3 separate regions of the Homo sapiens genome follow, and all the other regions are linked to region 2. Evidence: chromatin contacts called from ENCODE Hi-C or POLR2A ChIA-PET data. All regions are on one chromosome and are shown on one strand. The core of a region is the stretch at or near the end of the contact, and the rest is flanking DNA. Distances in the headings are between cores, read along the strand shown.

Region 1 (4,531 bases), core at 685-3,184, 210 kb after region 2:
AAGGTTATGAATACTCTCTGACACAAGTGCAAGAGATTTAACCTAACCTGAGCCACCTGCATCCAACAGGATGCTGACCAGGCACAGTGGCTCTTGCCTGTAATCCCAGCACTTTGGGAGGCCAAGGCAGGAGGATTGATTGAACCCAGGAGTTTGAGACCAGCCCAGGAAACATAGCAAGATCCCGTCTCTGCAAAAAAAAAAAAAAAAAAAAAAAAAAAAAAAAAAATATATATATATATATATATATATATATATATATATATATATATATAAAATTAGGTGTAGTGGCAGGCACCTGCAGTCCCAGCTACTCAGGAGACTGAGGCAGGCAGATCACGAGCTCTGGAGGTCGAGGCTGCAGTGAGCTATGACCGTACCACTGCACTCCAGCCTGGGCAACAGAGTGAGACCTTCTTTTAAAGAAAAACCCCAAAGATGCTGAGAACCTCCCCCCATCAATTATGGTGCTGCGGGTGCAGGGCTCAACCCTGGCACACACACACTCAGAACACGGTGCTCGGCCCACATAATCCACTAGGAGGCAGACGCACTCCCCCAGGACTGGGGTCCCGGGGACGCAGATAGCTCCTGGAAACTGAGGCAGCGGCAGTGACATATGCTGAAGGGCAAGGTGGTCCAGAGCGGGTGGAAGGGATGACTGCAGGCCCTGTACACTACCAAATCAGGCTCCACTCTGAAGTCTCTGAGAGACCAACTGGATGTGAATTCCAAGCACCATCTCTGCCCTGTCTAGAATCAGTTTTTCCAGCCACCCTAAGTTTTCTTCACTTGCATTCTTACTGCCACAGGGACTGGCTAAAAAGGCAGCTGAAACAATTGGTAACACTTAAAATGTATCCAGAGATCCCACTTCTAGGGCTCCATACTGTAGAAACTCGAACACAAGCCTGCATTATTTGTGTCTAAACTGTAGGAACTAGCAAAATATAGGCTAGAACAGCAGTACTTTGAGATACTATGTAGCCATTTAAAAAGAACGAGGGAGGTCTTTGCAAGAAGCTAGATACAAAATAGCATGTACTGCAGGATTCCATTTATATGAAGTTCAAGAATAAGTAAAACTAATTGGTGAAAGCAGCCAAGTGGGCGGGGCTGTTGCTTGGGTAGGGACACTAGGGAACTTTCTGGAATCCAGGAACTGTTCTATATCTTGATCTGGGTAGTGGTTACATGGGTAGAGATTTGTGTAAAAATTCATGGAGTCATACACTGAGGATTAGCATCTTGTAAATACTAGAGGTATGTTACACATCGATATAGAAGGTAAAGAGGACAAGGACACTTCTATCTAGAAGAAGTGACTTGGGAAAAGAGTAAAGAAAAACAGAAAAAAGGGTTGCATGATGTTTATGATATTTTTGTAAATGTGTAAGACTGATACAACAGTCTAGAAGGTGGCCAGTCTAATAGCAGAGCCAGGATTCAAAGTCAAGTGTCCTGACCCCCAGCCCAGGCTCCTGCTGCCCAGGGTCTGCGAGTGTAAGCAGAATGCTCCAAACACACAAGTAGAAGAGGCAGGATGATCCAGGTGCCCTGGCCACACCATTTTAACCCCTCCTCCCAGTCTCCTCCTTCTGGGTGGTGAGTAGTCAGATCCACTGGTCTTCAAGCCCTGGTTACAAATGGTCCTGGAGGCGAATTCTGGTCACACCTTGAGCCAGGCAAATGAACCTCGCTCTGTCCCCTCTTTAATATGGATGTGACACCTGCAAGCTATAGCTTGTCGCACTGTGAGAATTATTTCTCCATTAAAATGTAGGAGTTGGAGCTTTGCCCAGGAAGGGCAGCTAAAAATACTGCTGTCCAGGGCACTTGTCACCAGAGGACTTAGTTGCCACTCTCTTTACACCTAAGCCTCCAGGCAAGTCCCACACCTGCTGGGTCCGTGCCCAGAACACTTGATACAGTGTCCTGTCTGAGCCTTATCCAGCCCTGTCGCAAAGAAAAAGCATGGGTTCCTGTGCCTGTTTTACAGATGAACAAACTGGGCTTCAGAGAGCTTGTTCCAAGTCACTGTGCTCAATCTACAAAATCACCTAAGGAGCAACAGCGCGTGGGCCTGACTGCAGGGAGGGAAAGAATAGCCCCCCACATGTGCCCAGCACCTAATGGTTTGCAGTGTCTTTTTATTTTTATTTTTGAGATAGAGTCTCACTCTGTCACCCAAGCTGGAATGCAGTGGCGTGATCTCAGCTCACTGCAACTTCCACCTCCTGGGCTCAAATGATTCTCCTGTGTCAGCCCCCTGATTAGCTGGGACTACAGGCACGTGCCACCACACCCGGCTAATTTTTTTGTATTCTTAATGGAGACAGGGTTTTACCATGTTGGCCAGGCTGGTCTTGAACTCCTGACCTCAGGTGATCTGCCTGCCTCAGCCTCCCAAAATGCTGGGTTTACAGGCGTGAGCCACTGCATCTGGCCTAATTGCAGTGTCTTCTCACCCACTGCTTTATCCAGCCCTCTCAACAGTGCTTTGAAACAGGAACTATTACTGTCTCTACAGGTAGGGACTGAAGCCCAGTGTGGTGAAGCAGCAAGCTCAAGGGCACACAGTGGGTTGAAGGGGCAAAGGCATAAGTCTTTCAATCCTAATACCCACCCAGAGCACCGATGACAGGACCTCAAGCAACATGACTGATCTCACCCCTAGAGCCATCAACTTTATAACAAAGCCTCCAGTTTGTAAAGAATGCCACATACTTTTTGGGAGATGACTTGTCACCCCTATCTAATGGATAAGGAAAGTAAGGCTCAGAGGTATGAAGGACATGGACACAGGTTAGCAGCAGAGCCAGGATTGAAAGTCAAGTGTCCTCACCCCCAGCACAGGCTCCTCCTGCTGCCCAGGGTCTGCAAAGCTCCAGGCTGTCCCAGTGCCAGGACACTGTCATCCAGGGGCAAGCGAACGCAGTATCCTAGGCAGGTTCCCATAGCCCTGAATCTGGCTCTCTGGAAGCCTGTGCGCCTCCTCTCAGTCTTTCAAAATGGAAGGTAGTTAAAACCTCAGTCCTATTTTTCTTTTCTTTTTTTTTTTTCTTTAGAGACAGAGTCTTGCTCTGTTGCCCAGGCTGGAATGCAGTGGTACAATTACAGCTCATGGCAACTTCGACCTCCTGGGCTGAAGATCAAGTGATTCTCCCACCTCAGCCTCCTGAGTAATAGGACTACAGGTGTGTGCCTGTAGTTAATTTTTTATTTGTGCAGAGACAGGGTCTTGTTATGTTGCCCGGGCTAGTCTTGAAATCCTGGCCTTAAGCGATCCTCCCACCTCAGCCTCCTGAGTAACTAGGACTACAGGTGGGTGCCACCGCACCTCGCTAATTTTTTATTTCTGTGCAGAGACAGGGTCTTGCTATGTTGCCCAGGCTAGTCTTGAAATCCTGGCCTTAAGCGATCCTCCCACCTCAGCCTCCCAAAGTGTTGGGATTACAGGCATGAGCCACTATGCATAGGTGGCTATTTTTTGTACAAGAAAGCCAAGGCTCAGAGAAGGTAAATGTCCTGCTCAGGGTCATAGGGCAGAACTATGTCCTGGGAATGGACCTCTGATCCCTGGCCTGGTGCCCATCCAATTGAGTCAGCCAGAAACAGCATTCAGAACTCTTTTCCTGGTGCCAGCTTCTTACTGGGTCTCAGCTTCACAGTCTCTAAAATGGGTTCATTAGTAGAGGCCCTAAACAAGCCTAGGTTTGAGTTTTCTGAGGCAAAGAAATTGAGTGATGCTTCCAGTGGGAGGAGCCCCATACAGTGACCAAAGGGCCTGGCTTTCTGGACAACCAACTTCACTTTACCCAGAGGGAAACTGAAGCCAAGGAGGGAGCCAAATGGCCTTGGGGATCCAGTGATTTAAGGACGGTGAGATAAGGAGGGCCAGGCTTCCCTACCCCAGCCTGCAACATCCAGGAGAGAATCCTGCTGGTTGAGTCCTGGGGCCCACCCTGCTTCCAAACACTTCACAGAGAAAAAGCTTTTTACAAAGACATTTATTTTCCCCAAAATATACCCCCAGTTTACAAAATCCCTCCGAGTCCCACATTTAAATTAGAAGTCCTCACATCTTCCATTCCTGGGGCAGGGAGAGATGACATCCGGAAGGCATCAGAACGTCTGAAGTCTCACTCTACCAGAGGCCAGGAGCTGGCCAGAGGCAAGCCAGGAAAAGACTGCCCCAGCCCCAGAATAGCACCATGGTGGGGGTGGGGGGCAGTCCCCTCGGTGTCCCCAAAGCATTCCTGGCCCTGCCCTGCCCCAGGCTCTGCCTTTTCTGCTGCTATGAAAGGTCCAGAGGGCCTTGGTGCCTGCCCACCTGCCCACACCTGGACAGACATTTTGGACACCACCAGATTCTCTAGCCGTGGCGAGGGGCTATGTCCCTCTCTCCAGGTTTCCGCCCCAACCCCATGCTCTGGGTAAGAATTATGGGTGGGATGGGGGTGAGGTATCCAGGAAGCCTTGAGCCACAGAGGAGGTGTGGAGCAGGGAGCCAGGCAGGAGCCCCCTGCAA
Region 2 (4,512 bases), core at 1-2,500:
ACCAGCCCAGGCGTGGGTCTCCGCCATGGGCCTGCGCCGCCTCGGGACCGGGGTCAGGGTAGGCCTGCTCGAAGCCGGGGGTGCCCTCGCTGTACAGACTGTGCGAGTAGCGGCGGTCCAGGCCGTCGGGGGGCGGCGGCGGCGGCGGCACGTAGGGCCTCTCGGGGGCCGGGTAGAAGCCCTGAGGCGGGTACTCGGGCAGCTCTTCGCCGCCGCCGTACTCCTCGTAGCGCGCCCGGGGCTGGTAGGGGTAGATGACCCCCGCCGAGGCCACGGCCGCCGCCCCCGCGCCCACGCCGCCGCCCGCGGGCCGGTAGTACACGAAACCCTGGTCGTAGGTCCGCGACGCGGGGTCGTAGTTCTCGTACTGGCTGACGAAGGGCGCCTGCGGGTAGGGGAACTGCTGCGGGTAGGAGGGCTGCTGGCGGTAGGTGCTGGCGAAGGCCGAAGCCGAGACCGAGGAGGCGGAGCCCCCGTGCCGTTGCTGGGAGACGGAGGTGCGGGCCCGGGCCATGCCCGTGCTGTCCCCGACGGCCACCTCGCGCCAGTTGTCGGGCACCTGGCCAAAGCCGAATGGGTGCCGCGCCTGGCCGCGCACGGTGTCCGAGCCCACGCGCCCCGGCAGGGGCAGGGACGGCGCCTGCCGACGCCGGGGGCTCCCGTGGCTGCGCCGCTGCTGGGCCTGGGGCGCGCCGGCCAGCAGCACCCGGGAGCTACTCTCGGAGCGCTGAGGTCCGGCCGGCACGTACTCTGAGCCCGAGTTGAGCAAGCTGTACACCTGCCCGTTGTTCTCCCACTGGATCAGCTGCCGCCAGCGGGCGGGGTCCGAGCCCTGCCCGGGCTGCGCCTGCTGCCCGTGCACCAGCACGCACAGGCAGGCGCCCCACACCAGGGCCCCCAGCTGCCGGCTGCCTCGGGCCAGAGCCATGGTGACCCCTCTGCAGAGGCCTGGTGGACAGAGAGGCTCTCAGGAGTGGCCCCCTGGGCGTGCTTCTCTTCCCACGGCCTCGAGGACAGGAAGGCTCCTTGCTTGCCCCAGCTCTAGCTTTGTCCATGCTGGCCTTGTCCCGAGCGGGACGGCTCCTCCGATGACAGCATTTCAAGGCCAAGGGGTCAGGGCAGGGCAGGGGCGGTGCCCAGGGCTGCACGAGGCTCTCCGCAGGGCACCGGGCGGGCAGGACCGCCTGTGGGCCTTACATGGCCAGCCCCGCACTGGCTGGCCGCTCGGCTGGCGCTTTCCCACTCTGAATGAATAAGCAACAGGCTGGGAGCGTCGGGAGGCTTCGGCCTCCTGGTCCGCCTGCTGGGGCCTCCTCCGCGGGGCCCTATGGCCCGCCGGCTTTTAGCTATGCGCCGGTCCCACAGCTGCAGTGCTCCCTCAGTCCCTGGAGTTCCCAGCCAAGCCACAGACCTGCCTCTGAGGAAGGGAATCGAGCAGGGAGTAGGAGGGGACCTCTGGGGACTCGGGCCTGGTAAGTGGGGCTCTGGCAGGCAGAACGGGGCTGGGGTGTCAGCACCACCCCGCCCATTCCTCTCTGCTTTGGTCACAGCATCCCTGGTCTCCACCTTGCTCACTGGCTTCTCGTTTGGGCTGGAATGGGCCTCTGACTCCTGTCTGCCCCAGCCTCCTTCCCGTACTCCCGGGTTCTCCCTTTTCCTTGTTCCCTAAAGCCAGTGCTAATTAAGACACACCCTCTTTGCATGTTCCTTCCACCATTATCCCACACCCTCAATAGGAAGAAAAAAAAAAAAAAGACACACCCTCTTTGTTGGTGGGCCTCCTCGGGGAGATGCTGAACAGGGACCACTCTCTAATTCCAGGTCCCAGGTGCACCGCAGCTCTTGGGCCTGCGAAGAGAGGCACTGGAGCTGCACCTTTTCCCTCGTGGCACACCTCAGGGGCTTACTTTCCCAGTCTGAAGAGTGGGGTGTATCCCTGAGCTGAAAAGCACTTGTGAGATCCTGGGAGAGATCAACTTCCCAGACATCACGTATGGTTTCTGTCCTACATCTCTTGGCTCTGCATAGCCTGGGAATAACTTGAGTGTACACATGGATAAAATGAAACTGGGGGCTGTCTTTGATATGGGACAGGGGTCACTGTGAGGCAGAGAAGCCAGTAAGCATTGAACAACAGAAGGGGGTTCCGGAGACCTGGCCTGGTCCTGTTGCTGTGTGGCTTAGTCCCTTACTCTATCTGATCCAGGTGCCACGGCTTACCAATGGAAGATTAGGCCAGATGGCTCCTGAGAGTGCTTTGGGAGATTCTCTGTTCCTTCTGGGAATGGCAGGGATAGGAGGGGGTCCCAGAAGTTTGAACGCTTTGGCATCCAAGAAATCACACTCCAAATACTGCTCTTCTGGCCTCCCCTGGGCTGCCTTCTCCAACCGTGTTCCTGGGAACCGAAGGGCAGAAATTGCCCTCTTGGGCTTATAAACAAGGTATGAAGGACCTGTCCTTAATTTGGCTCCTGTATATTCTTTATTTTGGAAATGCCTGGAGCCCACCTAGAGAGGAGGCAACTAGAGTGGACATTCTTTGGGAACTATAGACCTCCCAACCCCATCCTTGCCAGGCAGCATTTGTTCACCCATTGCACTGTTCTTCAGGACTGAGGCTTGGACTCCAGCATGTCTCTACCCTTTAAATGCCCAGAATCCAGCCCAGAGGTAGGGGGCTTCCAATACCTCCTGGCCAGCAACTTGTCAACGCTGACACCTCAGCTCCCCAGCATGGGGTTTCCATCTCAGACTCCAGACAAGATTCCTCCAAAGAGCCACTGGTGTGACTGACACCAAGCAAGATGCTGAGGCAGGGCTTACTGAGGGCCGGGACCTGGAGGGTTAAGCCTTCCCTCCCTCCTGCTTGCCCCCTGCAGTGTTGGCCTCAGCTGCTTGGAATCCCTGGGGTCCTGTAGGGCCCTCCCGCCAGCCAGATGGGCAGCTGCTGCAGCAGAGGAGGGGGAGAAATGGAAACAGGCCTCAGGGTACCCCTAGGCAGGGAGGGAAGGGAAGAGGAGTGGAGGGAGGACAGAGGATGGCTGTGAGGAAGGGAACTCAGTTGCCCTAACGTGAAGGCAGGACCCCTCGCCTTGACTCGGACAGCAGGGCAGGGGCTGCCTCAAGGCTTTGGATGTGGGGGGATCAGGGCACATGCCATTCCACTCAGCGGGCCTCAGAGCCAGCTCTTGGCGTGAAACCTTACCCGATGCTGGCTCCTGCTCCTCTCTCTTTTTTTCTTAATAAGGTCGAATCAGAGTGAGTCAGAGGAGCCAAGTTTCCTGTTAGGCTCTATTTGAATAAACTCTGCTCTGAACATAGCCTGGGCCTCTGCACAGACTCCCCTGGCCAGGACTGCGCTCCTGCCAGCCATCCCTGCTGAGATGGAGACCTGGGGGTCCACACCATGACTTGAGCTAGGGACCTGGCCTGGCCCAGCCACTCCCCGGGGAAGCTTTTTAAGCTCTCAGAGCTTCAGAGTCCCGTCTGTGACCTGGGGGTAATCATACCTTTCTTGTGGCATATTTGAGAGGATGGAATGAGAGGATTATGAAAAGTCCCCAGCACAGAGCCAGACATGTGGCCACTATTTTCCTTCTTTCCTCTTGACTTGTGAGAGAAGGGAGGGATTTATCTCTTGGGGTTGACCCCCACTCCCACTTCCTCTGTCTTTCCTGTTTTTATCTGTCTTCAGCATCTTTCCTTGCTCAGGGTGAACCTTGTGCAGGGGGGCCAGAGGTGGCCCCTCCACCAGAGCTGTCCTCTCCCTTCCTCTCTACTCCCTCCTTCTGACCTCATTCTACTTGGGTTTAGGTCTCCTGCAGTGGCTGACAGGCCCAGCAGTTCTGTGAGCCCAGGGGAGCCTGCCTTCCATCACCTCTCCTCATGCTGGGCAAGGCCTTGCCTTGGTGGCTGGAGGTGTCCTGGCATCCTTAGGTTGAAACCTGCAGGGTGGGGTCCTAAAAGAGACCTGGGCAGGTTATGGAGGGTGCAGAGCTGGGGTCAAATGAGGGCGTGGACTCGAAGGCTGAGCTGAGCCAGAGCTGTCTGGGGTGAAGGGCAGCTTCTCTCTCCGCCTGTCCCTGCAGGCTGGGATTCACACCCACATTTTTAAGACCCAGGCATGTGCTTGAAGCTTGTTGCCAGTTCCTGGCACTAGGAACCGGTGTCAAGGGACCCTCGGAGGGGTGGTGATAGAAGGATGAAAGAGCCTGTTGATTGCGCATGACTTTATTAAGCCCCTGCCACGTGCTCAGCTCTGTGTTGCCGGGGCTCCCACGGAGCAGCCAGGGTCCTGTGACCCTGTCATGGAAGGCTGAGTTCTGGAAAGTCCATGGGGGAACCAGGAAGCAGCAGGCCTGACCAGCAGCGGGTCTGGGGAGCAGAGAGGGGTCAGGAGCTGTGGGATTCCTCCCTTGCTTTGCAGAGGGACGTACTAGGAGGCCCATGGTGGGTCGGAATTTTCTGTGATAGTGGGGATGCCAAGAGGGAAGGCCCCAGAGCACCCAAACC
Region 3 (4,278 bases), core at 1,038-3,537, 170 kb after region 2:
GTTTGGGATGATGAAAAGGTTCTGGAGATGGGTGGTGGTGATGGTTACACAACAATGTGAATGTACTTAGTGCCACTGAACTATGCACTTACGAATGGTTAAGATGGTAGATTTTAGGCCGGGCGCAGTGGCTCACGCCTGTAATCCCAGCACTTTGGGAGGCCGAGACAGGCGGGTCACGAGGTCAGGAGATGGAGACCATCCTGGCTAACACGGTGAAACCCCGTCTCTACTAAAAACACAAAAAAATTAGCCGGGCGTGGTGGTGGGTGCCTGTAGTCCCAGCTACTTGGGAGGCTGAGGCAGGAAAATGGCATGAACCTGGGAGGCGGAGCTTGCAGTAAGCCGAGATCGCGCCACTGCACTCCAGCCTGGGTGACAGAGCGAGACTCTGTCTCAAAAAAAAAAAAAAAAAAAAGGTAGATTTTATGTTACGCATATTTTGCTACAATTTTTTAAGTGATTGGTGGGCCCTCTGGATCCACCCCATCAGAAGAACATCTCCCCAACCCAGGGCAGCTGGATTCCCACCCTCACAGCTTCTGGTTCTCCAAAGGCAACCCCTGAGCTGAATCTCAAGGAAGTAGGAGTCAGTTCCCCCAGCAGCCCCCTGTGAATACATCTCTGAGATAACTCAGAGACCAAGGAACATCATTAGCACCCACAGTACCATCACTGTCTCTGGAATTCAAGTCCCCCATGGGCCAGCCTAAAACCACCACCTAGCCCCACCTCCCTTGACCCCTCCTCTGCCTCTAGTTCAAGATCTCTGCTTCCCCGCCACTTAAACTTTTGAAAATGTCATCTGTACTCACTCCTGTTCCTCACTGTTGGGCACATAGTCCTCGATGCCCAACAGTTTGGTTCCTGTCACCTTCTACCCTCCAAAACCAATTGCCCCTGCCATGTCACCCGTGGCCTCCTGAGTACCAAGACAAATAGACACTTTCTGTTCCTTCTCTCACAGCCACTCCCTGCCGCGTTCGACACTGATGAGCACTTGCTTCTCCCAAACTCCTCCTACTGGGCCTACATAACTCTCCACTTTCTGGTTCTTCTCCTATCTTTCTAATCACTCCTCCCTCTCACTCATGGACTCTTTTCTGAGGTTCCAGCCCAGAACTACTGCTTTTGTTACTTCTACGCAGCGTCCCTGTTCATCTCACCCCTCTAATGATGGTTCAAAAAAAAAAACAAACAAAATGTTACTCTCAAGCCCCAGCCTCTCTCATGAGCATAGATTCATAGACTCCACTGTCTTCTGGCCAACGGTGAAATAGCCTCCTAACTGCTCTATCTCGGTGGCACCTCCTCACACCCACTCACAATGCCCCAGAGGGGTTTCCTGAGAAGGCAAGCAGGCCCAGGTTCCTCCCAATATCAAAGCTCCCTCCGCCCCGGGATAAAATCTAAGCTCCTAACCATGGTCTCTGAGTCTCTCTGTGGTCTGCAGTCAAAATGGTATCTAAAAGGCCCCAGTTAACTTAAACTCCCCTCCTCCCATTTCTGCTTCTGAGCCTGTGCTCCCACCCTCCTCCCTGCCTGGAATGCTGATCCCCAACCCCCCACACTGACAGTCACTCCTACTCCTCCTTTGAGATTCAGCTCAGGGGTGGCCTACCTGGCAGAACCCGCCAGGCCCTGGCCTGAACTGCACCACCCAACCCACACTTCCCTACTCCCCTGTTAACATTGCTTCCAGAATTTGCCTCTGTTGTGACTCAGGAGTGTCCCCGAGCCGTGAGCTTCCTGAAATGCTCTGGTGGCCCCGGAGCCTAGCATGGAACCTGATGCACAGAAGGCCTCTAATACATGAGTCAATTGTTGAATAGCTGAAGGAAACGATGGGTGTCCAAGACAGCCTCCAACCCCCAGCCCTGCCGACCCAGAGCTTGGCACACAGTAGGTTCTCAGGAAAGGTTGGCAGTATTCTATTTTCTGAATGAATGTGATTTCAGGCAAGGTCAGGGGCTGGGTTATGTGGGTGGTAGAAGGGAGGGTCTGGATGCGGGAAACGTGGCCAAAAGGGAAGCTTGGGGGCAGTGCAGTAGGGGAAGGGGGCAATGGGGGTGTCTGGAGAGGTGGGAAAGGAACGAAGTCCCCAGAACGCTGTCCCTCCGCGCCCCAGGTCAGCCGGCGTGGGGTCCGGTCAGTCCGCCTCCAGCCCCGCCAGCGAGACCCTTCCCCCTCGCCCGGGTGGCGAGACCCCCCTGGCTCGCACGCTTGGCCCTCGGGGTTGGGAGGCGTGTGTGTCGCTTTAAAAGCTCCCTCCCGGCGCGGCGGGCCGGCCCCTTCCCTGACAGCGCCGAGGCAAGCGGAGCCAAGCGAGCCGGGCGGCCTTTAAGGGAGCCAGCGCCCGCCCGGGCGGCCAGTCCGGCGGGGGGCGGCGGGGCGGGCCGGGGGCGGCCGGGGCGCGGGCGGCGCGGCGCCGCGGCGCTTGGGGAGCGGGCCCAGGCCCCGGGAGCCCGGCGGGGCAGGGCAGGGCGAGGCGGTGAAGGGAGGCCCAGCCCCGACCCGGCGCCTGTTTGCCCCACCGGCGGCGACCCGGCGCCCGGGGGCTGCTGAGGCGGGGAGCCGAGAGCGAACGGACGGGAGGTAGCGGAGCCGAGCGGAGGCTGCGAGCCTAGTGCGCCCCGGCCCGGCCCGGCCCGCCGCTCGCCCCCTCCCCTCCCTTCCCCTCGCCGCGCCTCCTCCCCTCGCCTCTTCTCGCCTCCTCTCCTCTCCTCCGCCCGGCGCTGCTCCCGCCTGCGCCCGGGCCGCCGAACCCAGCCCGGCCGGGGCCCCCGGCTTCGCGCGCTCTCGGCTGGGCCCGGCGGGGACCGGGTCCCCGCGGCTGACATCGCCCCTCCTCGGGGACCCGGTGGATTCCGGACCTTTCGGAACGTGAACTGAGCCGTGGGAGCGGTCTCGCCCAGGGCCGACCGCGGGGCTGGGCTGAGCAGACCCTCGCGGCCGCTCCGGACGCCGCGGGTGCCGGGGCACGGACGTTCTGGGTCCGGGCTGAGCGCGTCCCGGGCGCCCGGCGGTGCCAGCTCACTCCGGGCGGGGTAGGGCAGGGCAGACCCCAGCGGAACACGGACCCGGCCGATCTGGACTGGACAGAGCGAATCCCGGACGGTGCAGAGCCCGGGGAATGCCGGGCGTGGGCTGAGGGGATCCCGGCGCCCTCCCAGCCCTCCGACTTTGGCTCACGCGCTGGGACCTGCCCGGCGTCTCCTCGGCCTCCCCGCGCCCCGGTCACCTGTGGCCTCGGAGCCCCAAATCTGCCGGACCCTCGCTCATTCCCGACCCCGAGCCTGGAGAGGCTTGAGAAAGATTTTTCCTGCCCCCTTCCCTGGAGCGCGGAGGCCCCGCCCCCTCCCACCGCCCAGATGTCTCCGGTCACGGCTCGGAGGACCTCCCTGAGGCCCGGGGCCGAAGGGTCCAGAGAGAGAAGCCCGCCCTAGGGAGCCTTGGGGGCCCCCCAACTCCGTCTTGGGGCTTGGCCCCCGACGCTGCTTGGAGGGAAGGCCGGTGCCCCCACCCTCGGTGAGTCCAGGAGTGGGGGTTCTGAGGGAAGGCGGGGCTGGGGGAGGGAGGGTCCGCTGGGAACGAGGGCACCCTGGGGGCGCTAGGAGGGAGGATGGGTGACTGGAGAGGCCCTCTGGTGAACCAGCCTGGGCAGGCCTGGCTGGGGGGAAGGTGGGGGGGGAGGGCGGGAGCTACGGCCAGGGTGCCCCGTAGCAGGCTGAGGACTTCTGCTTCTAAAGCAGGGGCTCCCTCCCTTTCCCTCTAGAGGAGGGGCTGTGCTGTAAACCGTCTGCCTCCACCACCCCTCCCCACAAAGAAAAAAAAATCCCCAGCGAGGAAGGGTGCAGGCTGGCGAGAGGAGGGAGGCAGCGGCATTGCCGGCTGGTGCTGCAGCCTGGGAGGGCTGACGCCAGGCTCGCTCTCTCCGCAGGGGGCTGCCCTCTTCCAATCCAGCTCCCTCCCCAGAGCTGCCCATATCCGGAGCCCCTTCCACATCTGGAAGACCCTGGCCACCATCCCTCTGCAGGTGTCAGTTGCATCCAGAGACCTCTGCCTTTGCAACTGCCTAGGAGTTGTGAGGGGATCCCTGCTGCCTTCCCCCATCCCAAGGGCATCTCTTACCCTTAGTCCCTGCAGAGTCATCCCCCTGCCTCTGTGTTCAAGCTCAGGCAGAGATCAGCTCTGCACACCCACAGGCACTTCAAGACCTGGAGGCCACTCCTGGGACCCAAGGTCCCTCCCCCTCCTCTCCTGTGTCCTCACCTTGAC

The links. A loop is a pair of places that touch in the nucleus more often than their neighbours do. ChIA-PET counts read pairs that join two places held with the same protein, here RNA polymerase II (POLR2A). Pooled maps may share reads with other maps.
Region 1: a map of Right ventricle myocardium inferior shows a loop between it and region 2 (4-fold over the local background). The contact joins the enhancer-like site here to the promoter of LOXL1 in region 2. A Hi-C loop is called at or near these places in 2 of 168 maps with a recorded cell type or tissue (Right ventricle myocardium inferior and right cardiac atrium) and 5 of 50 pooled maps. POLR2A ChIA-PET finds 5 or more read pairs at or near these places in 1 of 52 experiments (AG04450).
Region 3: a map of chondrocyte shows a loop between it and region 2 (2.8-fold over the local background). The contact joins the promoter of INSYN1 here to the promoter of LOXL1 in region 2. A Hi-C loop is called at or near these places in 1 of 168 maps with a recorded cell type or tissue (chondrocyte). POLR2A ChIA-PET finds 5 or more read pairs at or near these places in 2 of 52 experiments (A673 and PC-9).

Annotation. Positions count from the first base shown.
Region 1 is chr15:73,713,979-73,718,509 of GRCh38, reverse strand. CD276 (CD276 molecule) reads right to left here. Exons shown (of 10, transcript NM_001024736.2): 10 at 3,996-4,531. Among named protein-coding and RNA genes, the nearest start is that of CD276, 32 kb to the right of the region's middle. Within about 2 kb of position 1,934, at least 3 of the 41 ENCODE cell types and tissues checked have a DNase peak (open chromatin) inside an H3K27ac peak, as active enhancers do.
Region 2 is chr15:73,923,200-73,927,711 of GRCh38, reverse strand. LOXL1 (lysyl oxidase like 1) reads right to left here and starts at 1,250. Exons shown (of 7, transcript NM_005576.4): 1 at 1-1,250. The coding sequence starts at 928. The region is part of intron 1 of LOXL1-AS1 (LOXL1 antisense RNA 1); the gene reads left to right. RefSeq lists a silencer at 1-2 and enhancers at 1-744, 3,783-4,512.
Region 3 is chr15:73,751,360-73,755,637 of GRCh38, reverse strand. It overlaps INSYN1 (inhibitory synaptic factor 1), which reads left to right and starts at 2,287. Exons shown (of 3, transcript NM_001039614.3): 1 at 2,287-3,528; 2 at 3,941-4,278. RefSeq lists an enhancer at 3,397-4,170.